Regions from separate parts of the Homo sapiens genome. Here region 1 is linked to region 2. The links are chromatin loops, found by intact Hi-C in ENCODE. Cell type or tissue: PC-3. All regions are shown on one strand. Each heading gives the region's core, and the rest is flanking DNA. Links, peaks and the distances in the headings are about the cores only.

Region 1 (15,635 bases), core at 2,709-10,708, 75 kb before region 2:
TTCCCTCTCATGTAGTCACCACCCTCTGTCTTCATTCCCCCAAGCACTGCTAACAGGATGCTGTTGTGTGTCATGGAATCTGATTGAGGCTGGGGAGTAATGAAGGGGGGTATGACAGAGCCCAGAACAGGAAGCAGCTTTCTCTGCAGTCCTGGAGATGACTGTACTGGAAGGCTGCCGGGCTCTCCCCACCCCTGGGGAGCATCTACTCATCCTTCTTATCCCCAGGCCTCCCCTCCCTCAATGCTGATGGACCCCTCTTGCATGACGGCCCTCTCTCAAGCACACGCTCCCCAAACCTCTCCCAATGCTGGCTGACCAAGGACAGGTCTCAGTGCCTGTGGCCCCATCAGGTGGCCAGCATGGCTCTTCATGGTCTTTACCCCCTTTCCCTCTGGTCTAGACACAGGAACCTCATTTTTCTCTACCATAAACAAACAAGAGGAAAGAAAAACAGAAGGCTTCCCCATTTTTTTTTTTTTTTTTTTTTTTTTTTACAAAAATGCAGCCAAGCCTAAGAGGCTAACAGGGACTTTGTATTTTTCCAAGACGTCTGGATCAAACGGCAGCTTGGTTTTCACAAGACCATCCCTTCCAGACGCTTATTGTTGCTCCCAACCCCACAAGCCTCTCGTTCCCTCTTCTCTTGTTCCCCCTGTGTTCCCCGCCCCCAACACACACTGCCTCTAGCTCTTGAATTCCTCCAATCACAGCAAGTCTGGGCTGCAGCCCTCCTGCCTCTTTAAGGTGACTTGGCATTTCTCTGTGTGGATCCATTTTTGCATGCTTTATGGTTTAACTGGCAGAGGGATGTCTTATTTCCTGATCTCCGAGCTGTCTCAGGCAGTCTCTGCCAACACCCCATGGCACACCATGGGTGCCCTCAGACCTTGTCCACAGCAATCAGCACCTACGCCCTCTCCCACTGCCTGGCTGCTTTCAGATGTCACCCTTAGGTTTTACCCCATCCCATCACCTGCAAGGCTCTGGAATTCTTTGAAATATTTTAAAACATTTTTATTACAATGAGAATGCATGTTTATTACAGAAGAAAAATTGAAAATGTGGGTAAGCAAATACAAATGTCAGTCTTAATCTACCGTGTAGAAATAGTATCTTTTAAGATTTTGATAAACATTCTCCCAGATTTTATTTTCTATGAGTATGCATGCATATCAGTCAAGACTCTCTTGGTTACAGGTGACAGAAAAAACTCAGATGCCTCAGTACAGGCTGAATTGCACCTTCCCACCTCCCCTCTAATTCATATGTTGAAGTCCTAACTCCCAGTGCCTCAGAATGTGACTATATCTGGAGATGGGGGTCAGTAAAGAGGTAACTAAACTCAAATGAGGTCATCAGGGCGGGCCCTAATCCAGTGTGACTGGTGTCCTTATAAGAAGAGACTAGGACATAGATTTAGACAGAGCGAAGATTATGCGAAGAAAGAAGGAAAAGGCGGCTGTCTCCAAGACAAAGAGAGAGGCCTCACGGGACGCCAACCCTGCTGACACCTTGAGCTTGGACTTCCAGCCTCCAGAACTGTGAGACAGTAAATTTCTGTTGTTTAAGCCCCCTAGTCTGTGGTACTTTGTCATGGCAGACCTAGCATGCTAATATACCCCTCAAACTAGCCACAGCCCAAAGGGGAATTTGTTTGATGGATCATACACTGCAGGAACAACTGAGGTGCAGCTGGGCCACGTGAAACAACTGGAATCAGGGATTTGAAAGCCACTAGGAGCTCACCTCTATCTTCCATCTCTGCTTCTCTGACTTTGTCCTCCCAGAACCAGCTTCCTGTACATGGCAGGGAATGGCTCCCCCATTTGCAACTTAAAGCTTCATCACCTAGGAGGGACTGGCCTTTTGTCCCACTGCTAGTTTACAAAATCCTAAAGAAGGATTTTGATTGGCTGGCCTACGTCATTGCCCAGCCCAAGACCAATAATAGACACAGCAGCTAATTTGTTCAGCAACTACTCTGTGCAAAGCACTCCATTCATTCTACTAAATAATTTGCTAAACATGTGGGGTTATTATCATTATGATTACACCTTTACAGATGAGGAAGCTGAGTCATGAAGTAGTCAGGGAACTTGTCCCAGGGCACACAGGGTGTGAGCAATGTCCCTGAGTCCAATGTGGGGTGGCCAATGAGTGCAGCTAGCAGGTCCTGTTTTTTGTTTTTTGTTTTGTTTGTTTGTTGTTGTTTTTTGTTTATTTATTTATTTATTTATTTTGAGACAGGGTCTCCTTCTGTCTCATCCAGGCTGGAGAGCAGTGGTGCAATCATGGTTCAACCTCCCAGGCTCAAGTGATCCTCCCACCTCAGTGTCCTGAGTAGCTGGGACTATAGGCGCATGCCACCACACCTGCTAATTTTTTGTATTTTTAGTAGAGATGGAGTTCACCACATTGCCCAGACTGGTCTTGAACTTCTGGGCTCAAGGGATCCTCCCACCTTGGCCTGCCCAGCCTAGCAAGTCCTTTCTAAACCAATGAGTCAGTGCCAGTCTCCCATAGTCCCTGTAAATCTTGCCACACCCTTCAAGTATCATCCACTATGCAGCCACCTTGCTGGACAAAGGGTGCCCTCTGAGATCCTGAGAAAAGGCCACAATGACTTCTGGCTGGCAACTCCATCATGCCTTTTATTCAAAGGCTGCAGTGGCTAATACAAAGAGAGGCCAGCAGGGTAGTAAACAATCCCTAAATTGAGAGCCTGGGAACTCAGAGAGCCTGACCAGCATCTTGCCCTAAGCAGTCCTGCCCTGTGCTCCAACCTAATGGGATCTCTGAATTCTCCTTGGGCTTTCCAGGCAGCAGAGGAACTTGGCAGGCAGTCTGTAGGGTGAGTGATTCTTTTGTTTTCTACCTCTGCTTTCTCCTCTCCTTCTTTCTCCTATAACTTGTGGACTGAGACACATGCTTGAAGGCAGGTGTCCACTTTCATCCAGCCCAAGAGGCAGGCACTCCCAGGGCCCCTCAGCCCACCCTACCAGGGATGGCACTTCCTCTTAGGCCACCCAGGCTTTCTCCTTGGGCTGGCTGGAGCAGGGATCATGGCCAGAACCTTGGGAAACTGCGCAGCGACCCAGCATCTCAGGGATTCACTGGGCCTTTTCATGGAGATCACTCCACCCAGGATGCTACCTGTGTGAAGACTTGCTATATTCATATTTTTTTTTTACAACACTTAGTTTTAGAAGAAGAAACAAGGCCCAATGAAGTTTAAGAGCTATTCAAGGTTGTACAGAATGGTAGGGCCATCTTTCCAGCATGTCCATGCTGCTTTCTGGTCCTGCTAGTTGAACTCTATCCCCATGGACACCATTCAGATCACGTTGCTTGAGGAGCCAGGTGGGGACTGTGTTGGGGCAAGAGAGGCATCATCTGGAGTGAAAAATGGAAGGGGACACCAAGAAACTCAGTAGTCAAGATAAATAACATTTTTGTGCAATAGTTTTAAAAAAACATATTGGCCAACTGTGGCCCACGGGCGGGCTGTCTGTTTCTATAAATGCAGTTTTATCAGGGCACCGTGGGCTCATCCAACCTGTAGCACTTTGCTGCTATAACAATAGAGCCTGCCAAAGACAGAGTGAGCTTCCCTGAGGCATCTCTTACTTTGGTGCTGAATTAGTCAGGGTTCTCCAGAGAAACAGAACCAACAGGATGTGTGTATATATATATATAGAGAGAGATTTATTTTAAGGAATTGGCTCGTGTGATAGTGGAGGATTGGCAAGTCCAAAATCTGCAGGGTAGGCCAGCAGGCTGGAGACCCAGGGAAGAGTTGCAGTTCAAGTCCAAAGGTGGTCTGCTGGCAGAATTCCCCTTCTGATGGGAGGCTAGTCTTTTTCTATTAAGGTCTTCAACTGATTGGATGAGGCCCACTCACATTATGGAGGGTAACCTGCTTCATTCAAAGTCTACTGATTTAAATGTTAATCTCTTCTAAAAAAAATACCTTCACAGAACATATCGAATAACAAATACAGTTTAACAAAATATCTGGGTACTGTGGTCTTACCAAATAGGCACCTTCTATTATTATTGAATTTCGGATTGCCATCTTATTTTCTATATGCATACATTATTTTTCTTTACAGCAAGAGAAGAAAGCCTTGCATTTGGAAAGAAGAGACTGTATTTTACATGTCTTCCCATGCGCTTGCATTTTCTAGCGTATTACTTAGCACAAAACAGACACTAAATGTTTGTTGTTTGATGGGAAACTATTAATTTGGCTACTTTTTTTGGCTTCTGATTAATTTATTTATTCGATCAGAAACTTGTGAGGAAACTTTGGTTACTTTTCAAAATCCAAGCACAAAATAGTTGAGGTATGAATATCAGAAAAACAGTCCTTTCAAGAATATCTTCTCTTGTTCTTCCAATTGTGCCTTAAAAATCAGCCTCCAGCACTTGACCTTTGAGAGAGCTCTGTGTGAGAGGAATCAAAGCCCTGTCAGTCTTTCTCTGTGGAATGCGGGAACTATTCCTTTTGCAATTTCTTCCCTCTAAAACTTAATCCTAATAATAATGAAAGTGATTTATCAGATTAAGACACAAATTAATCCTGTCAGAACAACTTGATGTTATCATGTTTAATTTCAAATTTAATTATTTTGGTATTTAATTACAAAACAGTTACTTTATTGTAATTATGTATCATTTTAAAGTAGAAAGAGGCCAAAAAATCCCTGATAATGGGCTACCCTGAGGTATAGCCATTTTTCGTTTATCTCCGACATGTATCAGCCCTGTTTCTTGATTTTCCTGTAGCTTAAGCTTCTCTTCGATGTATTCTTTAATTTCTCACTTCCTATTTGTTTTTGGTCTCTTCTTTACTCTCCTAGAACCAATATCCAAAGCACATTTTCACCGCTTACACTGATTTCTACTACTAGGCTTGAAAGGTTTGAAAATATCACCTTAAACAGCATCACTCTACCTGCTTCCACCTTCTGAGAGCAAGGAGCTTGTGTGTGGTACTTTAAGTCGGGAGTTGCAAACTTCAGTGTTTTGAGTGTCATCCTGTCAGTAGGCATCCTATGCTAGCATGGGCCAGGACAGCAGTCAGCACAGGTGCCGGCCACAGCTTTGCACCACAGCCACTGGGTTTGCTAACTTTACCCCTTTGGGAATGAAGGTCCTAGGGAAGGTGCCAGTCTAGCTGATGGATGGGTTCTCCCAGGGCTCAGGGAGCTGGCTGTTTACTCACAGGCATGGGACTATTTTGACATCTCCACCACTGGTAGAACTTTACCAGAGCACACTGGTTCAGCCCCATCCCTGCCCACAGGGACCAGGCAGGTTAGGAAAATGGGTGAAGCAGGTGAGTGTTCCGTGGGGGGGTGGGGATGACAGGGAAAGGAGAATGTGCCCCACACCAAAAAAGTATCCTGGTGATGATCACAGCAGGAAGTTTTTCCAAGAGAAAGCAAAAATCCAGATTTTTTAAATGAGAAAATTTCAGATTTTAAAATGTTTGAAGCCAACTCAAGTTTTTGTTCAAACACCTGTGGCTCAACTGGAATATAGCCAGGGCTGGAGCTGGCCCTTGGGAGTCCCCTCCCCCAGCTTTAAGCCAATGACTCTCCCTTCACCACTGGGGCTCTGTCCTCCCACCTTCTGTTTAAAAGTGAGGATGGGCTCTGGTTTCTGCTTAAGATGTAGAAAGCTGGGGAAACATCATTTCCACCCTTACGATGAGAAAAAACTGACCATTGTGCAAATTCACAACTTTTCTTGAACCTATAGGAGAGCTGAAGCCACAGGGTAAACAACTCAAAATCTAAAGAAAGACAAGTACCTGTAAGGAAAGAGGGGACATCAGCACTTGCTTACCTAGAACAGATGTCACCAGATGCCATACTAGTCAGTGAGAAGAGTTCACCTAAAATTTTTAATGACTTGCTAAAGCCTAAGTGAGGTTAGTGTGAAAATATGGAGCCCCTGGGTGCCACAGACGCAGGTGCTGTGTTGAAACTCTAACCCCAGCCGGGCACGGTGGCTCACGCCTGTAATCCCAGCACTTTGGGAGTGTGAGGCGGGTGGATCACGAGGTCATGAGATCGAGACCATCCTGGCTAACACGGTGAAACCCCATCTCTACTAAAAACACACACACACAAAAATTAGCCGGGCATGGTGTGGGCACCTGTAGTCCCAGCTACTGAGGAGGCTGAGGCAGGAGAATGGCGTGACCTGGGAGGCGGAGCTTGCAGAGAGCAGAGATTGTGCCACTGCACTCCAGCCTGGGTGACAGAGCGAGACTCCATCTCAAAAAAAAAAAAAAAAAAAAAAAGAAACTCTAACCCCTAAGGTGATGGTATTTGGAGGTGGGGCTTTGGGGAGGTGCTTAGGTCATGATGAGGGCAGAGCCTCCATAAATGTGACTAGTGCCCTTATTAAAGGAACCCCAGAGAGAGCTGGCTTCCCCTTCTGCCACATAAGAACCCAGTGAGAAGGCAGCCATCTCTGAGGAAAGCCAGCCTTCACCAGACAATGAATCTGCCAGCACCTTGATCTTGGACTTACCAGCCTTCAGAACTGTGAGAAATAAATTTCTGTTGTTTATAAGTCACGCAGTTTATGGTATTTTGTTATAGCAACCCAAAGAGACTGAGACACGAGGGAATTTGTACATACTAGCAGGCTTTTCTTCCCTGATCTCACCAAGCACTCATAAGAAAGATTTGGAGCAGAGCAAGAGTCCTGAGAAAGCGTCTTTCGTGGTGCAGCCCTTGGGCAAGGGAACAGCAGCAGCTGCTGCAGGAACAGTAAGAGGTCCTTCCTCCCTGTGGAATGATGATAAGTTGCTAAGAGAAGGGCAGCGGACTCCGCTGCCTTTAGAGCACCCACTGCAGCTGGAGGAAAAGAACAGAAAAAAATCTCCACCCCTGAGAAAGAGGCTCAAACTAGTAAAAGTCTCCTACAGCTGGGGGCAGTGCAGAGTCATTTAGAAGGCCTCATTCTTGAGACACCGGCATGGTGCCTGCCTGACAGGTTGAATCAGAACAAAGAACGCTCCTTCTCCCACCCACACACTGTGACTGGGTCAACAAGTGTCAGGTAACAAGGGACACCATCTATTGCTAGGACAGGGGCAGGAGCATTGCTAGGAGAGACAGCCTCTCAGAGGTGCAGGTGCAATAATACCTGAAGCTAAGATTGAAGCAGACACTGAGAAAAACCCTCTGGAAACAATTCGCATGTCCTACAACTGGGGAATAGATTAAGAAACTGTGGTGCATTGTACAACGGAATACAAAACCGCAAGATAACGGACTGAACTACTGATACACTCAATGACACAGATGAATCGTACATGTGTTGTGTTAATTCCTACATACTGTAGGATTCCACATACATGACATTTGTGCAAAGGCAGAACTATAAGGACAGAAAACAGATCACTGGTTGCCAGAAGCTGGGATTGGGGCAAAGATTAAACACCAAAGGAGAACAGAGAAATTCTGGGGTGAAAGAATTGTTCTTTATCTTGACTGTGATAATGGTTCCAAGACTATGCTTTTCTCAAGACTTGCAGAACCATACACTAAAAAGGGAGAATTTTACTCTGGGTAAATTATACCCTAACAAAATAATCAGAAAAAAATAAGGGTCATTAAATTATCAGGTCAACCATCAGTCCATATCTCTTGACCATTTTTTATTTTAAGTTGGTTTAGTTGTCCTAAGAGAAGTAAAAATCAATAGCAAAGGATGAGCACATGAATAGGTCAGGCTCCTTTTAACTGTAAACGACAGTAACTCAGCTCTATCTACCTTAGGACCAAGAGTAATTTGATGAGAGGACTGTCTGTATCTCTCACAGACTGGCAGCCTAGGCACCTGGAACAGCGGGAAGCAGGAATCCACTTCTGGTCCTGTGTACATCACTCTCATTGCACACTGGCTTCTTCTAAATGGAGGTGAACATGGCTCTCAGCAGCCCCCCTGCCTCACATTTCACAGCTTCACCAACAAGGAGGAACTATGTCTTGTACTCTAATTCCAGTTCAAAAGATCCCAGGGAACACTCTGATTGGCCCAACTGAAGCCAATCAACAGTGGCCAAGAGGAAGTGATCCTGTGATTAACTTCCATAACACATAGTTGGAGATCTAAATAGACAAAATATTAATTGTCTATTGCAGCTTAGCATAATTTTAATGCAAGAAATTTTTTTTTCTTCTCCAAAAGATGCTGAAGTTCTCCTTCTGGCTTTAGGTCATTTTAGTTTTGTTTAACAAGCAACTATTGTGAATCTGCTCTGGGGTGAGAGGTGGAGGAACCAAGAAGAGTAGGACAAAGTCCTTCCTTTCAAAAACCCACATCACAGTCAAATAGGGGAGACAGCTACATAAGTAGCTCATTGCAAAGTCCTGTGATAAGTGCTATGAAAGCATAGCTGGAGAGGAACCACCTAACCAAGTCTGGGTCACAGACAAGATTTCCTGTAAGAACTGATTTTGGACAGTCTTGAAAGTTGAGTTAGAAGGGGAAGGGCCTTCCAAACAGAAGTGTAAAATCCAAATGATTACAGGGGCATGGTTCTCACAATTAATCAATTGACTGTAAACCCCTCCATGGGAGAGGTCAGGTCTTTATGATAAAGATACAAATACTTTACTTTTTTTTTTTTTAGCATTTTATCATTTTCAGAACACTTATCTAACAGAAACAGTACCACAAATAGGGAAATAAGAACAAAACAAACTTCTGAGAAAAAGATGAGTAGATTTTCTTCAACAGTGCTCAGCCCACACACGCCCCACTGCAGTCCCAGGAATAGGACTGGCCTGCAGGTAGGTTAATTGCTCCAAGATTGGGGCTTTGCAGGTGGGTGTGGTGGAATCTGAAAATGGCCAGGAACTTCCAAGTTGCTAAGCAATGCCTCATGGGGCCTAGACTGGGCAGTGAAGGTCGATGCAGACCTGTGAGAAAAGCGAGCATCAAGGAATTTGAGTTCTAATGAGTTTAAAGAACCAAACATGGGAATAAGGCCACAAGGAGTTGGAGGGAAAGAGGGTGAAGTCTGAGATGGAAAGATTTCTGAGATTGTGTAGTTCTAGCAGGTGGCATGCTCCATAGGATGTGGCTGTGCCAGGTTTGCTGAAGAGGTCGTGGGGAAGATAGTTATTGGAGGTGAAGAGGTCAAGGACCTTTGAGACAAGATGTTGGATGTCATTGAAGTCATCAAGGTTTATGGATAAGCCTAGAGTGGAGAGCAAAGCCAAGAGGCAGGTGCGAAAGCTTTCAGGGAAGAAAGGAAATGACCAGGAGGCTATGAAAGATGGCCACTGGGAGGGGAGAAGGAAGTAGAGATGGATGACAAGAGCTTCAAGAAGAAGGCCTTTGCATGGGCATGGAAGAGCCAGGTCCATGAGCAACTGCAGAGTCGGTGGGAGACGGCCATCGCTCCACTGGCAAGATGCTCCTAAGCAAGACAGAAGAGCTGGAGATAAACGAGCAGCCCACACTCAGGAAGTAAGTGACAAAGCATCGGCCAGCATCGAAGGTGCCAGCATAGCAAATATTTGCCGAACACCAGATTCTGCCTGAATGTAAAGATCAGCTCAGTGTTCACCAAAGTGTAGCACTGCATTACTTTTCATGAGTGAGATGGTCATTTTCTCAGTTTAAGACTAACAATCTAAGACTAACATCTTATTCTACTGTGTATTAGAAAAAATATATGCCACTTTGGGAGGCTGAGGCGGGTGGATCACCTGAGGTCAGGCGTTCGAGACCAGCCTGGCTGGCTAACATGGTGAAACCCCGTCTCTACTAAAAATACAAAAATTAGCCAGGCATGGTGGCAGGTGCCTGTAATCCCAGCTACTTGGGAGGCTGAGGCAGGAGAATCACTTGAACCTAGGAGGTGGAGGTTGCAGTGAGCCAAGATCACACCATTGCACTCCAGCTTGGGCAACAGAGCGAGACTCCATCTCAAAAAAAAATATATATATATATATATATATATTTTTATATCTATATTGAAGATATATATATATATTTATATATCTATATTGAAGATATATATATATATCTTCATGTTTACCTGGAGAATTCATAGATATTATCGCTTAGAATGAGGCTAAGGTTTAAAATAGGGCCAATTTAAAAAAAATATCAACTAAATAATAAGAGATGGTACACAGGTAAGGAGGAAAGTGTGAAGGTGGTATGCAAATACCCAAAATGTGAGAAACACTGGCTTATCCCATTTACTTTTCACAACAACTTGGTGAGTTAGATATAGCTGTAATTCCCATCTGTGTATCAGGGCTTCAAGGCTTGGGGCGTGGAGTAACCTTCTTAACTACCAGGAAGCAGTGCAGCTAAGGAAGCTGCAGCTCTGCCTTACAACCCCGAGTCTAATCACCACGATACGCTGCAGCTCCAATTCACATGAAGGAAGGAAGTCCCAGGTCTCTGTGCTACTCAGGCCTCCACCAGTCTTGGTCCTGGGTATTCTGAAGACACACAGTCACCCACGGTATTTTTTACTGAAGTATTTTAGATGCTGGTTCAGCCCAATTTCTTCTAGAATATTTAAAACAAGAACAAAACATCCCCACAGCATCTGACCCTTCATGTGCAACCTCAGGCTCTTTCCACAGTCTCCCCCATGCCCAGCCTCTGCCATGATGGGCTCTGGGAAGCACAGCCCCTGTGGAAAGCTCTGGCTGCTTTCCCAGCTCCCAGACTCACATGATGAGCCATGCCGCCAGACACGGGGTCTGGCTTCCCAGAAGATAGGATAGGCGATGTGGCCCAGAAACACAGGAGAGTTGACTCCCTCACCCCTGACCAGTGGGGGACAAGAGGTAGGAGAGAACCAGGGATAAATCCCCACTCCATTCCTCCATGATGGGCTGTTTCGAGGCATGGCATTTCTGTAAATCTGTTCAGAGACATCCCCCATGGCAGAATGACCAGCTGGGCCTCTTGCTGAAGCAGGGCCGGCTCAGCAAGACAGCGCCTTGCATTCCCCCCACCCTTTCCCTGTGTTCCTTCCTTCACTCTCACTCTTGCTGCCCTAGGATCGTACCTTCCCCTTACATGGCACCTCACGCTCTCTATTCAAGGGAGGCTGGGCTACGTGAAACCAAGCAGGGATTTCCATCCTACCCCCGCCAAGCCCCCAATCTCATCCATAGCGATTTTAAAAGCCAACTTCAAAAGTGCAGTGGGCTACTCTCTCACCTCACAGGACTTCCAGAGGAGTAAAGTGACCTGCAGGCAGGGGCTGGGAGGTGAAGCCTGCTTGAGTAGAGGGTGCCATAGCAGCCACTGTGCCTCTGTAGGCCCCTCAGCATTCGGGTGGGGCGTCCAGCGAGGCAGACCACATCATCAAATGTGCAGAGACGGCAGGTGGACACGAGTGAATAGGGTGAGAACAGCAGCCATGAGGCTGTGCAGTCTCACCCCCGCTGGGTGCTGGCTCTCCCTGCCCCTGCTTGATGGGCTGTGGGCTGGCAGCAAGTCCCTGGGATATTCCCCTTAGGTGGAGGAGGGGAAGCACCTTGTGGAGAGAGACCTTTGAACTGGACAGTGATCGAATTCCTGGATTAGACTAACATTTTTATTGGATTAGACTGGGCTTTGCTGGAGTGGACTGAATTTAGTGTTCCTGCTGCCAAGTGGGAATGAGAGCTCATTAAAGAAAGTACATGCAATTATTATTATTTTTTAAGTGCAGTTGAATTCTCCCAGGCCCCACTTTAATTTGGCCAGGAGCCCTGTCCTTGAGTGTGAACCCTGAAGAGAGCCAACCAGACTCTGGCACTTGGACAAATAGGGTTTGTTTTCTGTGGCTGGAATCACAAGGCCTCGGGTGAACCAGGATGTAGTCCAGCGGTCTAGCACAGAACCTGTCTACACAGGAGGCCTACCTGTGCACCCCCAACCACAGAGATAATGGAAATAAAACATCAGCACTTCAAGTACACTTTTAAGATTCGATTTACTGTTTGTATTCATTGTGAACATAGCTCCAGTATCATTTTGCTGGGTTTTGTATGAGCTGGGTGTATGTGTGTGTGTAATGGTTAAGAGCTCAGGCTCTCTGATCAGATAGACCTGATTTGAGAACCAGCTCTGTCACCAGTAATGTAAGCTTGAGCACGTTCTCAACCTTTCTGAGGCTCAGCTTGTCATCTGAAAAGTGAGCTAATCCATACCAACCTCATTGGACCATCGTGAGAAGCCAGACCCAGCTTCACTCACCATCTCCACCATTCCCGCCATGCCCACAGCCCACTTCCTGCTGGCTACTCTCTGCTTCCACCCTGCCCCAACCTGGATCCAGTCTCTGCCCAGATCTGTACTCTTGGGGAGGTGGACACTGTGGACTTCACTGGGCTCGTAGCCCACTGGTCTCCGGTTGGATTTGGCCCATGGCAGGTGCTGGCAGGGCTGAGGCAGCGGGAGGAGGGAGATGGGAGAATCTCTCCCTGCCCCCCCCTCGCTCTGGTGCCGACTGTGCCCCTGGCTGTGCCCCTTTTGTGGCTCTGGCTGTCAGTGGACTCTGATTCCCTCCTTTGACTCTTCAGGCCTAAGGTGGCCCAGCATCACTCTGAGGTTACTCTCTGGGGACCTCAGCATTCTTTAGGGCCCCCATTTGCCCTGTCCCAGAGATCTGCAAATGATCCCTTCATACGTATCGCCATGGGGACCGTCAGGGAGAATTATTTCTCCTACCTAACCTGGGGTGATGCGCTCCTGGATTAGTATTTAACTGGTAATTTTCTTAAACAAACTCTCATTTTAAGAATCTAAACTATTTGTTTGACAGGAATTTCATCTCTCCATGTAATTATGGACTTATCCTGGTTTTGATCTTTCCTAATACACATTAAAATAAACAAACACCTTTTAAAGTAAAAGTGTTCACCACATTCCACCTAAAATCATCACTGGTACCCCCATGGCCAGTGACACCCCAGGAAAGGACTGAGTCACTGTATGTGAAGCTCTCAGCTCAGGGACACACGCTTTTTTGTCTGAGTACTGTCCTTAAAATAAGGACCCAAGTTGTCACATGGCGGCAATCCAGACATATGGCAAACCCACACCACGGAGAAACGCGTTTCTTCTTAAACTACCTATACTTTTCACAGAAAACACAACATATTCTCCTGTTGATAATAAAAGATGAGTGCCTCCTACTTCACCAGCACCCTCTTCTCCCCACTGCAGAAAGGTCAAGAAATGATCTACAATGGCCCAAAGCCCCGCCCCGTGCAAACATCAAGTCTTTCTGAAGTCCATCTTCAAATTACAAGCATTTTAAAAATAAACTTGGTGGATTCTTGCTGAGATTTTCAGACCAAGAGGCTGAATAGCTAAGACAGAACATACCACTCTTTGTTAAAAAAGAATATACCCAGAAAGCTGGGTTCAACTTCTTAACTAGGTTGAGCTGTGTTCTCCTTCCTCCTGCCCCAGCCCCACCCACCCCACACGCACGCACACTCCCACTCACACCCACATCCTCACACCCCACACACACTCATACCCACACACAGCCCCTGCCTGCCCCCCAGTCACAGGGGCAGGGTGGCAGGTCCTTTTCTGTGCCCTCTAGCACCAGGGAACTTGCTGCTTTCTGCACAAATTGCCTCTGGAACAAAGCAAGCTGGCCTGTGAGAGGATTTTGCCACATCTGCTGGAGCAGTGTTGCTTAGGATCAAGCAAGACTGATGACAAAACTTATTTTTAAAAATTCTTCTTGCTATTTAAGTCACAGCAGACGATGAGCTGCACTGAGCTGTGCAGAGGGGTGCCCCATCGGGTGGGGAGCAACTTTGGCTTGATTCTAGGAAAGGGGGAGGGAAAATGACTTTAAGAAAAGAAACACACTTTGGTCATCCAGAATCTTTCTTTTTTTTTTTTTTTTTTTTTTTTTCAGTTTGAGGCAAGCCTGTCTTCTGTACAAATACCAAATACCAGAACCTGCTAATCCCTAATGGAGTGAAGACAGCTACGTGGGTGTGATAATGCCAGGAAAACCTGGGCAACTCCTGCAACTCTGAGGTCAGCTAGGCCTCTCTGGCCCTACCAGATCCAGCTAAGAGGACTGCAGACCCATAAGGCCACAGTGAAGTTCAAGTTCCATACCCTCCAAAGATTTCTGCAAATTCCCAGCCCTTAGCCTCCTCCTAGTCCCCTCTGCCCTGGGAATCCAGAGTGGTGTCCCCTTTACCCACTCAGCTGCCCAGATGTAAACTATCAACCCTTTCACTGATTTGCACAGAAAAATCCACTCTACCCAGGCACAGCTCTTCCCTGACATAGCATTCTCAATTTACCTCCCACAGAAAGGGCAGAAGGCAAAGGGGTGTTTTGCAAAAAAGGCCTCTGCCATTTATTTCAGTTGGGAACATTTAATCCATTCCAGTACTCCAAAAGACAGTCCAATTTTTCACATAAATAAAATCCTTATAAGAAAAATCTCTAGTTATATATGAGGTGAAAAGTACAGATTTCTTATTTTAAACACCAGTCAGTTATTTCAGTAACCGAAGCAGCACCAAAAACATTCTGAATCAAAGTTTCTCATGCACTGTGAGTTTCTCCAGCAAAGTCCAGCATTCAGGCACCTTCTCTTTAAAGGCAAAACACAGCAAAGGAACAAAAACAAAAAAACAACCACCACCAAAGATGCTATTATGGGGCCTCTCCTGAGTGTAGAAGTGAAAGACGAAGTTCCGTGAATCACAATGGCCAACTTTTGTAACTTGCCTGTCAGGGTTTGCTGAGAAAAACCAAGAGGGCAAGATATAGGAATGGGAAGAACAGCTTCCCCACAATGGCTGGCACTTACCTGGGCCAGGCATGGTGCTCAGCCTTGTTTTAAAATTTAATTCTATTTCTATCAAACTTAATACATACACGTTTTAAAAAGTCAAATACTACTATAAGGCTAGTAAAAAAATGTAGTGTTCCCCTCCCCATACCTTCCCCACCCCAAGTCCCAATTCAGCAAATACTTTTCATATTTACCTCCACTTTTCTGAGTAAAAGACATACTATTGAATCCTGACTTTTCCATTTTAGACATAATCTCCTGCCTTCCTGCTATGGTTGCTGAGGGTTTTAGAAAGGATACCTTTACCTCATCTACTTTCCCTTCTACATCCTCCCCATGTAATCATGTCACAGGTTTTGTTAAATCATTATTCAATGAACATGTTATTCTCATTAAGTAAACATTGTTCAAGCTGCTCCAGAAAAGTGTTGCATTTTCTTTTGCATATGACTTTTTGTTTTCCCTGGAATTAATTATTGACTTTGCTTCCACTTGCATAATTTATGTAGCCATCACTAATTCTCCCTACAAACTCTGCAGAAGAGATGTAAAATTCCCCTGGGTATATTGAAACATATCCATCCCATCTGTACCTTGGAGATGTCCTTCCAGAAGCTGTCCTTCCTCCTGTTCCAATCTGAGCTGGTGACCTGTCATCCTTGTCACCCAGTGGTCATCCAGGGGCTTCACTTACCAAACCCTGAATTCCCTTTGCCTCTCTTCTGTGTTGAATCACTTTTCTGGATCCTATAGCATCCTCTTTCTTTGTTAATTCCTTTATTTTGGGATATCTGTACTAGCT
Region 2 (15,635 bases), core at 2,948-10,947:
ACCTTTTTACATTCCCACCAGCCATGCTGACTGATGTTCTTTTTAATAGTCTAGATTATTAACACCATTGTAACACACCCAACAGGAATCTAAGAGGATGATCTATTTGAACAGGAGAAGAGACCAGGGCCAGGTAGCTACTGCATATCCTTTGTATGCAGAACATCCATCAATCATTAAAGAAACAGCCCTAGAAGTGAATTTAGGATTTGATGTTTCAGAACACTTTAGAAAAACTAAGGAACTCATTATATTCTCAGCAAGTATGAATTCATGGGGATCCAGAACCCTCTTTCTAATGTAGTCTCTTGTTAGACCGTCACTCATGGCCAAACACACAGATGTTCCAGCCAAACTATATTGCATTTTTAATACATTTATATATTCAGTAATCATGTCCCAGCTAAAGTCCCCAGTTAGTGCACTCTGCTCCCGGTGAACTAAGTCACCTGGTGGTTTTTTGCATTGAGTTAGGAAGCATCTCATTATTCAAACTGCAAGTAGCCCTTGGCCTCACTTAGAGGCTTAACTCCAAGTTTCCACATTACTCTTCACTGTGGAAGGGGCAATATTAAGGCTGTGTCCTCCAGGAGTCTGGGCAAGGCCCACATGATCTCTGATCTCTGACAGGGACCCTCCTCTGTGAGACCAGTTGACAAGTGGGAGGAGCTTAATGAACTTCCTGGTAAAGCTTCACTTGGGTTTGCTAGGCCACCTCCACACAAAGGCTGTGCTTTACAAGGTCGTCCTGTGTCCAGCCCTTTAGGTCTCTCCCGCAACACCACTGATACCTTCTCACACCTTCACCTCCAAGATCCCCTAGACACAGACCCCAGGAACTAACCCCTTTCTGATTAGGGACAGAAAGTGTCTAAGAACTGTCCTGTGACACAGACAGCCCCGGGAGGGATCCCACACAGCCAAACAGTATATGAATCTGGAATAAGCTCCAGCCACCACACATGGTGTCAGGTGTCCCTTATTTGTATACCCTTTGGCTGTGCTGGTCACCCTTACAGGGCCTGCCAAAAAAATGATCGACGCCCCTCCTCAGGAATGCTCTAGTTTTGAATCATTTTTATTGTGGGAGAGGTGGGCAGGTTGTATAACTGCAGACAGATGAGCCTTCCAAGAGTGGCCCATTTCGAAGGCATTGGGTAGAGGGCCAAGAAAACAAAGAGGCAATTTCCTATAGCCACATCAGAGAAATGTTGGGCAGGTTGCATCTAAACAGTTGCAAAGAGCTTGGGAAACACCAGGCCACAGGCAAACCACAGCCATGAATAATTACACCCCCACAGTCTCAGTGTGAGGAGGGTTCCCACCGTCTCAGGACAGAGCTCCTAGCTCAGCATGCGGTCTCCAAGCCAGGCCAGAATGTTGGGAAAGGGAGGGTGACTGGAAGCTAGATAGAACCCTGGGGAAGGGGCACTGTCTAGTCAGGAACAGAAGAGCATTGCAAGTACCAGGAGGCACTGGCAACCAGACAACAGGCAGAAATGCCCAAGAGATGCTGCAGGGCACATGTGGTATATTGGAAAGGGCATTGTTTGGGGGTTGGCCAAACATGGTTTCAAATTCCAGCTCCGCTACTGCCTTATTTTGAGATTCCCCCAGACACAGACTGTGAAACAAGGAGTTGGAGGCTGACTTGGTAGAAGACCCCAAGAAACATCAGTCAGGAGTGGAAAGTGAGGGGAGGCATAAGTTAGAGTGAATTATGAAACAGTTACCACTCCAGGAAGTGAGGCTCAGAGATGTTCCCACTCCCAGCCAGAGGCAACAACTGGGATATGTGTCCTCCAACACCCTTCCATCATCGGTTGAGGACATTCACTCTCTGGCACTTCAACTCGTCCTGTGTCCCTTGGAAAGGCAGGGGAACCCTGAGGCAGAAAGTTCGGGGGATTTCCCTTAGCATTTTTCAGTGTGGAAAGGTGAATGTTGAGGGGATACCCACGGGCCCTGACAGAGTCTGCCGTACCCACTTACTAGCCCTGTGACCTTGGGCAGCCCAATATCACGCCTGTAAGCCCTGCTCTCCTGATGGGTGAAGTACAGATAAAAACCCACATTCTTCTGAGGAAAGTGGGTCCTGTTCAATGGAGGGTCCCCGGTTCTGCCAACAACCTATGGGCTTGGTTTGGCTCCTTGGGTCTAAAGGCAGCAGCTCTGTAGGGTGAAGGAGAATTGAGAGCTTCTGGAGCAATCCAGAGGGATGGGGTGTAGAAACAGAGACAATGGGAAGAGAAGAGAGGGAAGGGGAGGTCACAGAGACCGCAAGGACATGTGATTCCCAGAACCCAGAGGTCTGCAAAACTTGAGATGTTGGTGGGAGTGGCTCTCTTTGGACACCTGTGAAAGGGCTGTGTTCTGAGACCAGGCTGATTCAAGTACAAATAAGAACAGTATGTCTGGATGGATGAGCCAAGAACACAGAAACCTAAAGGTCCCTAGGAATTAGTGGAGATTCTGGGGAGGTCTTTGGACCTCTCTAGGCTGCAGAGTTCATGGAAGTCCAATTGCCCCAAAAGCAGCCTCTGAGATGAGAACTTGGGTGTACATGTGTTTTTTGTGGAGGGGAATCCAGGGAAGGGAGTGTGTTAGTGAGTGGGTCTCCACGGTGGGCAACTAGGGCTCCACCCTTAGAGGGATCCTCTGAGGAACTGTGCAGAATGCACCTCAGAACTGTCCCACAGGGACAGAAGGTCGGATGTCTAACTGCAGAGCCCCCGGTTGACAGCTGTCCCTGGAGGTGCAAACACGCAGGCTGAGCAAACTCCTGTGGTGCAAGATGAAGCCTCCTGTGAAGAGAAAGAGGATGCAGGCACTGGAGGAGGCAGCTGTCAGCATGTAGGGAGTGTCCCCGGGCAGCATGGGACACCAAGATGGGCCTGGGGAACCGCAGCATCTGCTCCACCCACCTAGAGCACTGGGACAAGATTGTCTCAGCAGCACATGGGGCACAAAAATAATGACTCCTCCAAACAGCAAAGGTGCTTGGGGGCTGGTGGCTTTTGTGACAGTGGAGCTGCAGCCCCAGGTGAAGCCCAAGGAGTTCAAATATTTTAGAAGGCAGGCTGGCTGGGACTGCATGGAAGCTCATCCGTGCATGGGAAGGTGCTGTAGCTGCCATTCCCCAGCCACCACCCCCTACCCCCCACCAAAGAGGGGCAGGGGAGGCCAGCAAGGATTTCTAGTCCTTTCCTCCAGTTATTTCAAAAGAAAACAAACAGCCGGCTGCAGTGGCTCATGCCTGTAATCCCAGTGTTTTGGGAGGCCAAGGCAGGTGGATCACGAGGTCAAGAGATCCAGACCATCCTGGCCAACATGGTGAAACCCCATCTCTACTAAATATACAAAAAATTAGCCAGGCATGGTAGCGGGCGCCTGTAGTCCCAGCTACTCGGGAGGCTGAGGCAGGAGAATGGCGTGAACCCGGGTGGCGGAGCTTGCAGTGAGCCGAGATCGCGCTACTGCACTCCAGCCTGGGCGACAGAGCAAGACTCCACCTCAAAAAAAAAAAAAAAAAAAAAGAGAGAAAACAAACATTGAATTCAGGGGAAAGTATTAGAACTGTGAAGGACTATATCCTTTAGGATTAAGTTAGTCTGTTAGTAACAAGAGACTCAAAGCCTCGTGGCTCAGACAAGATAAAAGATTATTCCTCTCTCTCTCTAGTAAAAGGCTGGAGCTTCTAGTTGGGGGCTAAGGAACAAAGTCTTCAGGGACCCAGGCTCCTTCTGGCTCCCTGCAGTGCCACCAGGTGTGGTCTTCCCCTCGCGGTCCAAGCTGATGGCTCTCACACCCCATCCCAGCCATAAGAGCCATAAGAAGGGATCAAGAGAAAGGAAGGAAGGGCAAAGCGCAGCACCCACTGTTTTACAGGACGATTCCCAGAAGTCACCATGCTGTAATTCCAGTTACACCCCGTTAGCCTGATCTGAATGCATGGCCACACCCATCTTCAGAAGTGGTTGAGAAGCGTAGTCTGTTTCCTGTGTGACTGTGTGCCCAGCTAGAAATTCTGTTACTGAGGGAGAAGGGGAAAGTGGATATCAGGTTCTATCAGCCACCTCTGCAGCAGCAACCTTGCTAATCACCTTACAGGTCAGGATGCTGAGCCAAAGGCCATCAAGTTTATATTGGGAACATAGATTATATCCTACATACAGCATGTTCTAAGCAATACAATACAATTCAGCCCGCTCCAGTATGTCCCACCCCACACAATGGGCTAACCCTTGCAGCAGACACTATGCCCCACCCCATATCCCCTCAGCCACCTGAGTTAATCTGCAGCTGTGGGAGACAGTTCCTGCATGACAGCTGCCACCTTCTCTACCTGAAACTTTCTCCAGTGCCATGAGAGCTTGCTGTGTCACAAGCAGGCACAACTGAAGTTTGGAGGCATTGATATTCCTGGAGCAACCCTCAAATGGGGATGCTGAGAGTCGATGGGTGTATGTTCCAGCCACCCCAGCCTGCACTGGGACAATTCTAAGTGTGTTCAGCATGGTTTCTCAGACAGGCCCCAGCAGAACTGAGCCCCAGTTCTCCAGTTACCACATCCATTCTTGTATTTTCTCCTTCCCTGTCCCACTCACCCTACTCCCTTACCCCTCCCAATAAACTCCCTGAACACAGGTGCTTATTTCAGGGTCTGCCTTGAGAAAAAACCCAAACAAAGATACCTTTGGATGCCTTCCCTGTAATCATCCACATAGTTAGTGGCTAAATTAGAATTGGAACTTAGATCCCTAGACTTTTAGAACAGATGTTCTTTCCATAGTCCTGGAACAAGAATACGGGGGAATTTTTAAGAACCAGTACCTTGTCAACAAATTACAGTCCTGAAATTGTTGCTCTGGTTTCTGAATCAAATCATTGGCCCACAAAGAATGAATGGAGCAGATTAAAACGCAATAAAGATTCAGTCCACGTATTAAAGATAATAGCCAGGACTGGTTTTGTTAATGAATGGAGCCTGCGCCTCCTCCTGCCCCAGCAATTCTGGGAATGGTTGTTTGATTTGGTTTATTGGTTTCTTTCTTTATGAGAATGCTGTGCACATTGGTAGGAGCTGCTACTCTCAGAGGGCAAAAGCTCCACCCATAAACACAAAAGACTATGCTCTCTGACAAAAGGCCACGGCAGTGAGAAACCCTTTGGGGAACTGCCAAAGTCATCTATAACCTAAAGATCATCTGTTGACCCTGTGGCATAGGAGGGGACCCCACAGCCCTCCACAGTAAAACCCTGCCATCCATTTCCTGTCAAATACGTGTGCAAGTAAACTGAGGCAAATGACTGAGAGGTTGCCAGGAATCCAGGGATGGGATTACTGCCTGGGAAAGGAGCAGAAGGGGGTAACACTCAGGCTGGGCCAGATGGAAAGCCCGGTAGAGTATGGCCTTGAGATCTGGCCCTGCCCCATCCCAAGCCACTGCCCCTGAGCCCCTGTAGCCCTGGCTCTAGGTTGCTGCCTGTGAGCACAGGCTCACACACTGTCCCCATTCAGAATTGGTGTCTCCAGCATTAATAATAATAGTAATAGTTTTATTATAAGCACAGTAATAACAACAGTATCAACTGTTTCTGCTCTTTTTGGCTCAGTGTGTACATAACAACAGCTTTCCAGTTAATATTCCCTTTAAGCCTGATAACAATCCTTATTTTACAGATGTAAAAACTGAGCATCAGCAAGGCCAAGTGACTTGGTCAAAGCCATGTAGCTAATCGAACCAGCCCATCTGCACCCCAGGCCATGTTTCTGACACCATGCCACGCTGTCCCCTGGTTGGCTTTATGTGGCCATCAGCTATTATAGTGTCCAGGCCCCAACACAATCGTCATTTTGACTCTTGCCAGTGAAGACCTGGTTACCCGATCCCCTGCCCACCGCCTCACCACCACTCCTCTCCAGCAATGTAAGGTACTCTGAGAGATGGTTCAGAACGGTCTCGCCTATCACGAGACTGAGCTGTACAGGTGAAACAAGGCAAGGCCCTTCATTCCTTGGAATGCAGAGGTTCTGAAGATGTGGCATACCTGGGCTGAGGCAGTGGGGTGAGATCGGAACTGGGGTCCTCTCATTCCTTGCCTCTTCCAGGAAAGCCTGCTTGCTGCTCCAAAAGGACATTGGGCAAAACAGTGGGAAACCAGGTCCAGGATTGCAAAGTGGCTTTGAAGGGCCCAAGACCCTTCAAGCAAGCAGCCGTCCACACTCATCAAATGGGCAGGGAGGGCTTCTACACTGGGTGGTTCCAGCTGTCCTTTTTCGGGGGCACACTGAGCAATACTTTAACCCTGCATTAAGATTTCTCAGAACACCCAAAGGAAGCCCCCTTGGTGAAATTAGGGCTGATGAATGAGAAGAAAGAAATAATAAAAATGGGGGAGGAAAGATTCTAAAATGATCTGGGATTCATTTCTTGGAGACAGCAGACTCCTTAAATTTTTATACATGGCAATGTGGTGATTAAGTGCTGCTGCCACCAGTAGCTTACAGGAATGAGCAGAGAGACGGAGCTGGGGACAGCGGGTGGCGCATCTGACCGGGTGTGAGTGATGGAGGCCGTACCTGGTGAGCGGCCTTGCACCACGATGGGACCGACTTCCACTGGTCTGAACTCCAAGGACATCTCCGTGCTCCTTTGTGCTCTCTCCTGCATTCCAAATCATGGGTCATAAATCTTCTGGCTCCTGCCTATTTTCTATTTAAAGTGTGTGTGGCGGTGGGAGGGTGGATAGCATACTGCATCTTGGCTGTTTCTTAATAAAATGGGCAGGTTGGTGAATGTTCATGCATATGAAGGACCAGAGGAGTGACTGGAGCCAGGGTTTTCCTAATGCTATTAAAAGACCAGTGAACAGAGGGCTGTCTGCCGGCAGTGTCCAGAAAACGGACACAGTAGCTAATGAGCCTGTGATGGATAGGGGCTGACTCACTGGCAGCTGAGTGCAGTCCCAGAGGGGCCAGTGGCCGGAAGATGTGACTTTCCTGCAAAAGCAACAGGTATGAGCTTCCCAGACCACAATGCAGAACATGCAGAAGTAAAGGTTTCTTGGTTTCTTTGTAGCAGAACTAAGCATGGCCCTACACAGGGATGACATTCAGATTTTATGTACCAGTAACAAGAGGCCAAGCTCCAATGCACAAGCACTTTGCAAGTCCTGCTTGCGGAACATTTGCTGATGACTCATTGGTCAGTGTCATGTGGTCAAGCCCATATTCCAGGGGTGGAGAAATAAATGCCACTTCTTTATTGACGAGAAGTGGTAAAGTCACATTGCAAAGGGGCACAGTACAGGGTAGAATTATTTTTAGCCATGTTTGCAAACAATCTACCACATAGCAGTTCTTGCCTCCAAGATTTTGAAGTATTCTCAGATTATTTTTGTCTCACTACAGTTCATCACTCACTTTGGTTCAGATTTATGTTTTGAAAGTCACTCTAAGTGAAATTAATGGCAGCAATGTTACAAGGGAGGGGAGTGAGGACTTACGAATACTCTGTGGTAAGGCACCTGCACTACCTGTGAAGCGGTATAGTGTTATCTGAATGTGGACTTTGATTAGTTGTAAGTACATATTGTAAACTCTGGGGCAAACAATAAGAACTTTAAAAAAATAAGTATAATTGATATGCTAAGAGATAAAATAGAATCACATAAAATGCTCAGTTAACATCAGAGAAGGCAGAAAAAGAGGGGAAGATTTTTTTAAAGCACCAAAGAACAAGAACAACACATAGAAAACAGTTACAAATGCAATAGTTATTAATCCAGCTATGTCAATAACCACTTTAAATAGAAGTGGTGTAAATATAACAATTAAAGGGCAGGCTGACAAAGTGGATTAAAAAAAAACAAGACACAACTATATGGTGTTTATAAGAAATCCACTATAAGTGTTTCGGAAGATCACTCTAGAGTCTTCACTCCTGTGCTCAACAACCTCTGATATCTTCCATAACCCCACAGGTCCAAGCTTGCTAGCATGACACTTAGTGTGTCTCACAACCTGGCCTTCACCTGCCTTCTCAGCTCCACTCACCTACACCCCAGAACCCTAACTAATCGCCACACGTGTCTTCACGCCTCCATGCATTTTCGTCTTCTCTTTCCACCTGGAAAGTATCCATGGACTCATGACATGTAAGAATTTAATTGACAAAAAATGTCTTGCTGAAAGAGAGAGAAAAAGAGAAAATTTTAGGCACTGTCAGTGATACTAAGCTGAATGGGATTCTAGTATCAAAAGTGTACTTTCTGTCATATGTAAGTTTTCACCTTTTGTGCCAGCTTTGGACCCTCCCTCTTCCAGTTATGCATCATTCTGTTGTGCCACACATCCTTCAAGCCCAGCAGACACATGCCTCCCTCCCCCTGAAGACTTTCTGTATGCCCAGGCTGAGTTTGTTCTTCTCTCCTCTGTGTTCTTATGACAATTTGTGTCTCCAGCTGTTCTAGCACTGCCCCATCCGATGGTAATCATCTTTTTCAAGTAGACTGAGAGATCTCTGGAAAGAGAAAGGATATATTTTCAGCTCGGGATTCTCTTGATTTCCCTTCCCCTCTCCGTGTCCAGTAGCTGGAACCTAGTAGGGGATCATGGCAGGATGGAGGGATGGATGGAGGGATCTTATTTAGATGACCCAAAAGCAGACCCAACATAAGGACTTGGGTGCAGGCAGTTTCTCTAAGAGGTGATTTCAGGAAGCAGAAATGAGTGGGGAAAGTAAGAGAAGGAAGGGAGAAAAGTGAATAAAGACTATATTAATAAATGGGTTGTCATGGAGAAAACAGAAGGGCTCAGGCCCACTGGGGACTCCCTGAGGATGGACCATATGGAATGGTCTCAGAGAGGTCTCCGAGCAGAATAAGGAGTTGGGACATTTCTGTACCTCTTCCCATCTCTCATTGGTTGGTGTAACTGCCCTACTATCATTCACTTCAGATCTCTCCTGCTTGCAGCCAAGACCCTTCCTGTGGCATGGAAGCCCTCAGGCAGGGAATCAACAGCATCTGCTGCAGATGTAAGTGTGCCAGAAGAGTGGGCCATCGGTAATACTGAACTGTAGAGTTAAAAGATTTCCCCAAGCTCTTTCCAACCCAGACATATTGCTTTCATTGCAGATGGTCAGCACTTATTTACTTACTTGCGATCTGAAGTTCCATACTCTGCCTATGTCACAGTTAGTGTAGACATCAAGTCAACAGAATGAGGTATACAACACAGAATCACGTCCTCAAGCACCATCATACAGATGCAAAAGAGCTCAAACACGGGTGTCCAGGAAGGAAGTGCCATTTTGTTGCAACAAAGCTGTATGGTTTTGCTGATTTTCCTCTTAGATTCAATGGTCTTTCCAGCTGTGTGGAAGATATATAAGAGGGAGAGAAAGAGCAATTTGGGGTGGCGGGGGAAGAGTGGAGAAAGAGCTGTCTGAGAGCTGATAATAGAATTGCTGGGTTGAGGCATTTTCTATTGTTTTGTTTTTCTTTTGCATTTTAGGATACAAGAGAATGGGGACTGAAGTGTTACTTGGAATGGATTCTTTTAGCTCAGAAAGAAATTCAGAGTCACTTTGACTTAATATTTTTCTTGTTAGTAACTGGAAATCTCTACTCATCTTGGGGCCCCTGGACAAGGAAAATTTGCCTATTGTGTGTTCAAAGGCACCTATCCCAGAGAACACCACCAGTTTGCTAAGTCACAAACACTTTTCAGGTCACTGGAACATAATATTAAGATACTGGACAGGACTTCAGCAGAGCACATCTGAACCACATATGACTTCCTTCAGAAGAGAGTTGTTCTCACCTAAACAGCACTTGGAAGAAAGCAGAGCCTGAGATGGGGATTCTCAGTTGGGGGTGCCCTCAGAGAAGAATGAAAGAGCAGGGGAAGGAGCTAAACAAGGGGCCCTCAGAGAAGAATGAAGGAGCAGGGGAAGGAGCTAAACAAGGGTGTGGTCTCAGCTGGAGACCAGTCTCAGCCTGTTCCCAAGGGAGCTCTGAAGCATGAATTGTACCCCAGAGTTGTCCCACCCTGAGGCAAAGGAGTTGACTTCTGTAATTCTGTGCCAGTCACTGGTCAGGTTTGTGGATGTTACGGTGACTTGTAACCCAGGGCGGGGAGGTGGCTCCTGTTCCCTAGGCTGAGGCCAGGGCTGGGGAACAGCAGCTATGAGCTGTAAAGGAATCTGAGCAGGGTACCAACAGTGTCCACTACTGAAGGAAATACCAAAGTTCAGGCTGTCTTCATCCACGTTAATAGCTGACGTCAATATACACGTTTAAAAGCAATGTGAATTAAGATTTCTTGGGTGATTCTTTAACATGACCAATCCCCAGCTTGTTGTGAAAGAGGGGCTCCTTAACTGGCTTATCTCAATTTCCTGTGAGTAAATATAAGCTCCTCAGATATTTGCCATCCATTAGATTCTGATATTTTAATTATTTTAATCAATAACTAAACTATTTGGCTCTGGTGAGCTTTGCCATGTTGAACTGTGTATGTTTCTGAGCTAGTGCTTTTGTGTGCCTGGGTCTCAACTCAACTGAGAGCCAAACCCAAAAAAAGATGTTAGTTTGCCAAATTCGAATAGAACCAAATCCATATTCTTTCAACTGGAATGTGAATCAAAAGCCTAAAACAGAAGCAAATGTATACACTTTCTGAAACTACTGAAACAAAGAAAAGCCTGAATGTCAAAATACTCTCAAAACTGAAAGTGATGTTTTTGGTGCAATTTCATTTGGTTTGAGTCACTTGTGGACATTTGTCCCTGATCAGCAGCTGAATCAGTTCTGTCACCATGTTCTCATCTCAGTTCTATTCATTCTGCATTCACTCAAAAATCTCATCATTTACCTTTTCAACGTGCCCCTTAAAGGTGAAGGAGGGAGAGTGGGGAGGGGCTAGTTTTAGAATTGGTAGAACATATAGGGAGGAAAAGACTTGATGAGAAGAAATTACTCTTGTTTAGCTGGAAACTTGCCTGGTTGCTTTTCCTGCATATTAAAGAACAAAATTAACTCCTCGGCTTATGACTCCCTTTCCTGCCTCTCTTATCATCATCCTTTGTTCCTGTAAGAAAATCACGCTGAAGTACATTTTGGCATTGCCCTAGACACGTTAAATTTCAGGCATCGTTCTAGAAGACTGCGGCGGAACAGAGCACAGTTATCTTCTGCAACTTGGGTTGACAGTAGTTTCAGGGCCCCACTGATCATTTCCAGGCAGGTGAGATGGGAACTGAAACTGGCTTCATTTTCCTGAGAACACCCAGGCTGCCCGGAGGCTGCAACTGGCAATGAGTGTCTCCCTGGGCTACAAAGGGACATGGGGCCTGCTGTTCATTTTGGGGTCTGGCAGGATCACATTGATTATTTTCTAATGCCATTTAAAGATGAGCTTCCCCCTCTTTTTTTTTGAAATATTTGCTTACATACATTTTCTCACTTTTCTTTCCGTCTTCCCACCCTTCCCACGTACACACACAGAAATAGCTCACTTCTCCAGAGTGGGAGGCTGGGGCTCCAAGCTCTCCCCGTGTAGGGCTGCGGAAGCCTGTGGTCTCTGGCAAGCAGCCGGGCTGGGAGAGGGGGTTCTGGCCTCAAACCAAGGACGTAATTATCGACATGCTTAGTATCCAGAGACTCTTCTCCTGCGAGGGCTCTGCTAATAACATAATCCGCCACACAGGTCTTTTGCTGAATTCATCTTGCAGAGAGAGAGAGAGAGCTAGAGAGAGATAATAGGGTCCAAAGATAGCCCTTCTCAGATAATCTTTGAGAAAGTTGCTGAAAATGTAAGCCCTTGGACCCAGTGTAAAGTTTGTAAGGAGCAAGTTGATTTCTGAATCCAGACTTAAGGACCTGCACTCACAGCATCCATTTATGTCACAAAAAAAACTCACCTTGCCAAAACAGATAAAACATTTAACTCTAAAATTAAGCAAACTCAGTTAATTCTAAAGCCCTGGCCAGAGGCTTATGCTCAGAGATGAAGGATGTGCTAAATGGCATCTGAAGTCCAATAACTCCATGGGAGACATTTGGGGTTGGCAAGTGTGTTTATGACATTACTGTGAGCATCACCAGAGCAAGTGCACATGTTCACAAAATCCAGGTAAAAAGTTCACAAAGTCCATGATAAAGTGAATGACATGGGTGAGGGGTGCAGGGCATGGTGAATGCAGAACGGTGCCAGGTAAAGGAAGCGCCTGCTGTGCCATGCAGGTAAGTTTAGCTACAGGTAGAAACAAGCTGGGGTTGCCAAAAGCTGGCACTTTTTCCCCAGAAAAACCCAAAATCCAAAATTTTACATGAAATCTCTGATTTTTAAACACTGCGTCCAAATACTTTTTGAGTGTTGTATAGGCCAAATAATGTACCAGTTGTGAGCTAGATCTGACCCAAAGCCTTTTGGCAATTTCCATAGGTGAATGAAAGCTTCCTAGAGAAATTTCTGCTGTTTATGAACTTTGCAGACCTTCGTAGTTATTGTCCACATCACTCCAGGGAGAGCTGGGGAATGCATTTACATTGTCTGCCATTAGAATTCTCCAACAATACTGCTGGATTCAAAGAAACTGAGGGAAGCAAGACCTGCAGTGGGAGGCTGTTTCTCCAGCAGCCCAGCATGATGCAGAAGCCTGCTTCGGCTGAGCTAAGGATACTGCAAGCTGACTCGCTCAGGCAACTGCTCCACCTCATGGGAGGGGCTCAGGGGACAGGCCTCCACCCACACCCACCCACCACAGACAGCTGCTCAGGGAGCCCCAACTGTGTAAACCTTTGCCAGTGGATTCTGAGGAGAACCCCGATATCAAGCAGATTAACGCCGGGCTACTTTGGTTAAAGCACAAGTGGAGGATCCAGGAGAGCCCCAGAGAGCCCCTCCCTCTGCCCTGTAGACACGTTCCCTGAGCCTCAGAACCTCACCCAACAGGCAGAGAGCTGAGCAAACTTGGCCCAGCTGCCCAATCCTTTTGAAAACCCACAGTCTTCCCCTGAGGTCTCTATGAATTCCTGAAGCCCACTTTCTCAGTACCCCTCAGGGCTGCCTCTGTTTTGCTCCGCCCCTACTCATCGCTGTGTGTTTTAGTAAACTCCACTGAAGACAGGAGGGTGGTCACATAGCACAGAACACACCTTCCTCTGCCTTCCAGATGTCCTCCTTATTCCTCTGCTGTCAGGAGCAAAGCTAATCCATTCCCAGGTGGCACATAGCAGCACAGAAGCCATCTGCTGCTTGCATCCACCCTGGGGGCCTCACCTGCTCACCACAGCTACTTTTCCAAGGACTACACTCAGGGTCAACTTACGGGCCTGGTCCAGTTGCTCAGGACCTCTTGCTTTGAAGACCCCTGCACTTGGTTAATGCTCTGCTGTCAGCATCTGGAAATTCGTAACAACTTTTGAATAAGGGACTCCTTATTTTCTTTACACTGGGCCCTGCCAATTATGTAGTCAATCCTGGCTGTACTTCCTTAAACCACACAGTGCCCTAAGAGGAATTTTAGTGCATAACAAATATCTACATCTCTCCGGACCTAAATTTCTTCACCTATAAAGTGGCAATATCAATTTCAAAAGATAGTTGTGAGGCTTAGCTATGACCACAAGTGGAAGAGTGTTGGCAAGAGGCCAGGTAGACAGCAGGAGCTTGTAATCTCTAGTTCCTTGTAGCACGGGGGCAGGGGAGAAAGGAGCCATGAAGGGGAAGGACATGTGCGTGCACAGGCCACATGCAGGTGGCCTACTCTACAGTGGGAAGGGCTCTGAGCTACAGAACCCTTGATGAGATTCCCTATTAATAATAACACCATTTATTGAAAACATATCATGTGCCAGGCACTTTTCACTCCCTACAGTTCATCCTTAGAGCATCCTGAAAAACTGCAACATGGTATGTCCTCATTTTATAGGTGGGAAACTGAGTCATGGGGGGTTCCTTACTTGGCCAGAGAGCTGGTGGCAGAAGAGGAATCCAGACTCTCTTCGGCCTGGCTGCAAACCCCCTGCTCTTTCTGCTCTGCCGTGCATCGGGAATGAAAGTCTTCTCTCTGAGCCGGAGAAACCATGCCGCTGACCCTGTCATGAATAAGCCCAGAGCCCTGGCCCAGGAGGTTCACAGCAAATATTTGACAAATTAATAACAGGAAGCATCAAAGGGAGAGAAGTGAGGTGACCACACAATTTAACATCTAAATCGAGACACTTCTGAGATTGGACATGATCAGGCAACAGGGACTACACCGGGTACACGAGGGCATCTGCTCACCCTAAAGACAACTGCGTGAACTGACATTCTCGTTGCTCTCAGTATTTATTTCTATACTGCTTAAGCTCCTAAAAAGACATTCAATATGCCATTTTTGTTCAATTTTTTTTTTAGGTTCTTCTCTGCGCTTGTCTCTTTTCTGGTCAATTCCTGTGTTCTGCACATACTGCAGAAGATTTTCTGCCCACTGGGAAGGCTCTGTGTCTATGTTGGCCTTCATTCAGCCCATTCATGCAGCTCCCCATGACAAACACAAGAGCCCATACTGGGCTCTGTGGCTTGGCATTGGAATGTGTCAGTGTTGGACGGTGCCCCTTGTGTCCCTAAGCTGCATACAAGCTGGTGTGTTGCTTAGGGTAAAGCACACAGTTGGTCCTCCATAGAAGCCAAATAATCCACTTGTCTGGTATTCACCACTGCCCAGGAAAAGAAATGAGTGAAAGAGGCACCTGGTGAGGTCCATTGCAGGGAGGCAGGAAGGCACAGAACTCATCAGCTGCCCTAGGCCAGAGACGGGGATTCTCAGAGAAGTCCCAGTTTCTTTTCTGTTTCTCTCCCACAAATTTTATTTTAAAAAATTTCAAATATAGAGAAAAGTTGCAATACTAGGACAATGAACACCCATATGCTCTTCATTCAGAATCACTAATTTTTAACATTTAGAACATTTGGTCCCTTTTATTCACTCTCTCTCTCCATGTATATATGAACTGTGTGTGTGTGTGTGTGTGTGTGTGTGTGTGTGTGTGTGTGTGTGTGTGTGTGTGTGTAGGCAGAGTTAAGAAGAGTATGGGAGGTCTATTGGGAGGTAACACCTTTGATATCAATACAAGACAGAAGCAGCAGGATTGAGCAGGGAGAGCCTCAGCTTGTCGTGCAAGGGTGCCAGAGTTTTGGCCAATGCAGAGAGGAGTTCCAGAGTGGATTGCCCATTGAAGAGATCTGTGTTGGTCAAAATGGTCTGGCCCTGCTACCCTCACCATGCCCAGTCATCAGCTGGGAGTGGCCTGGAAAGCCCATGGCTTTAACTGAGGCAGAGACTTAAGGCATTCATAGCTGGGAGTCATTGCCCACCATGCTCCTTCCAGCTGACCGGCAAGTCCTTTCCTGAAGAGACACCCAATCTCTATAATCTCTTGGTTGCCACAAAAGGTACCTTTTCCCTTTTTCCCTTTGTAATTAAAAGCTTCCAGTTTCTTAAGGTACTTGATTGGGGGAGAGCTGCAGTCTTCTCATTGCCACAACTGTCACCTGAAGATGTAGCAAGAAAAAGGATGCCTTTCTCCTCTTCTGCCTTCTGAGGATGGAAGGAAAGGTAAGGGGGCTCTGCGGGTTA

Evidence for each region. Peaks named below come from ENCODE experiments on the same cell type or tissue, not always from the same donor. Only the 100,000 strongest peaks of a DNase experiment are listed, where the experiment ranks them.
Region 1: a loop joins it to region 2, with 1.9 times the contacts of the local background. A loop is called at or near these places in 1 of 110 quality-filtered maps.

Annotation. Positions count from the first base shown.
Region 1 is chr3:43,872,408-43,888,042 of GRCh38, forward strand. The region is part of intron 1 of LOC107986081 (a long non-coding RNA gene); the gene reads right to left. Among named protein-coding and RNA genes, the nearest start is that of ABHD5, 190 kb to the left of the region's middle. In PC-3, for the core only: a CTCF peak has its summit at 6,944 (motif pointing right); a DNase peak (open chromatin) is centred at 6,994; H3K27ac peaks cover 475 bases.
Region 2 is chr3:43,946,978-43,962,612 of GRCh38, forward strand. No RefSeq gene overlaps it. Among named protein-coding and RNA genes, the nearest start is that of MIR138-1, 160 kb to the right of the region's middle. RefSeq lists an enhancer at 2,672-2,731. In PC-3, for the core only: no CTCF peak of the experiment used is centred there; a DNase peak (open chromatin) is centred at 7,184.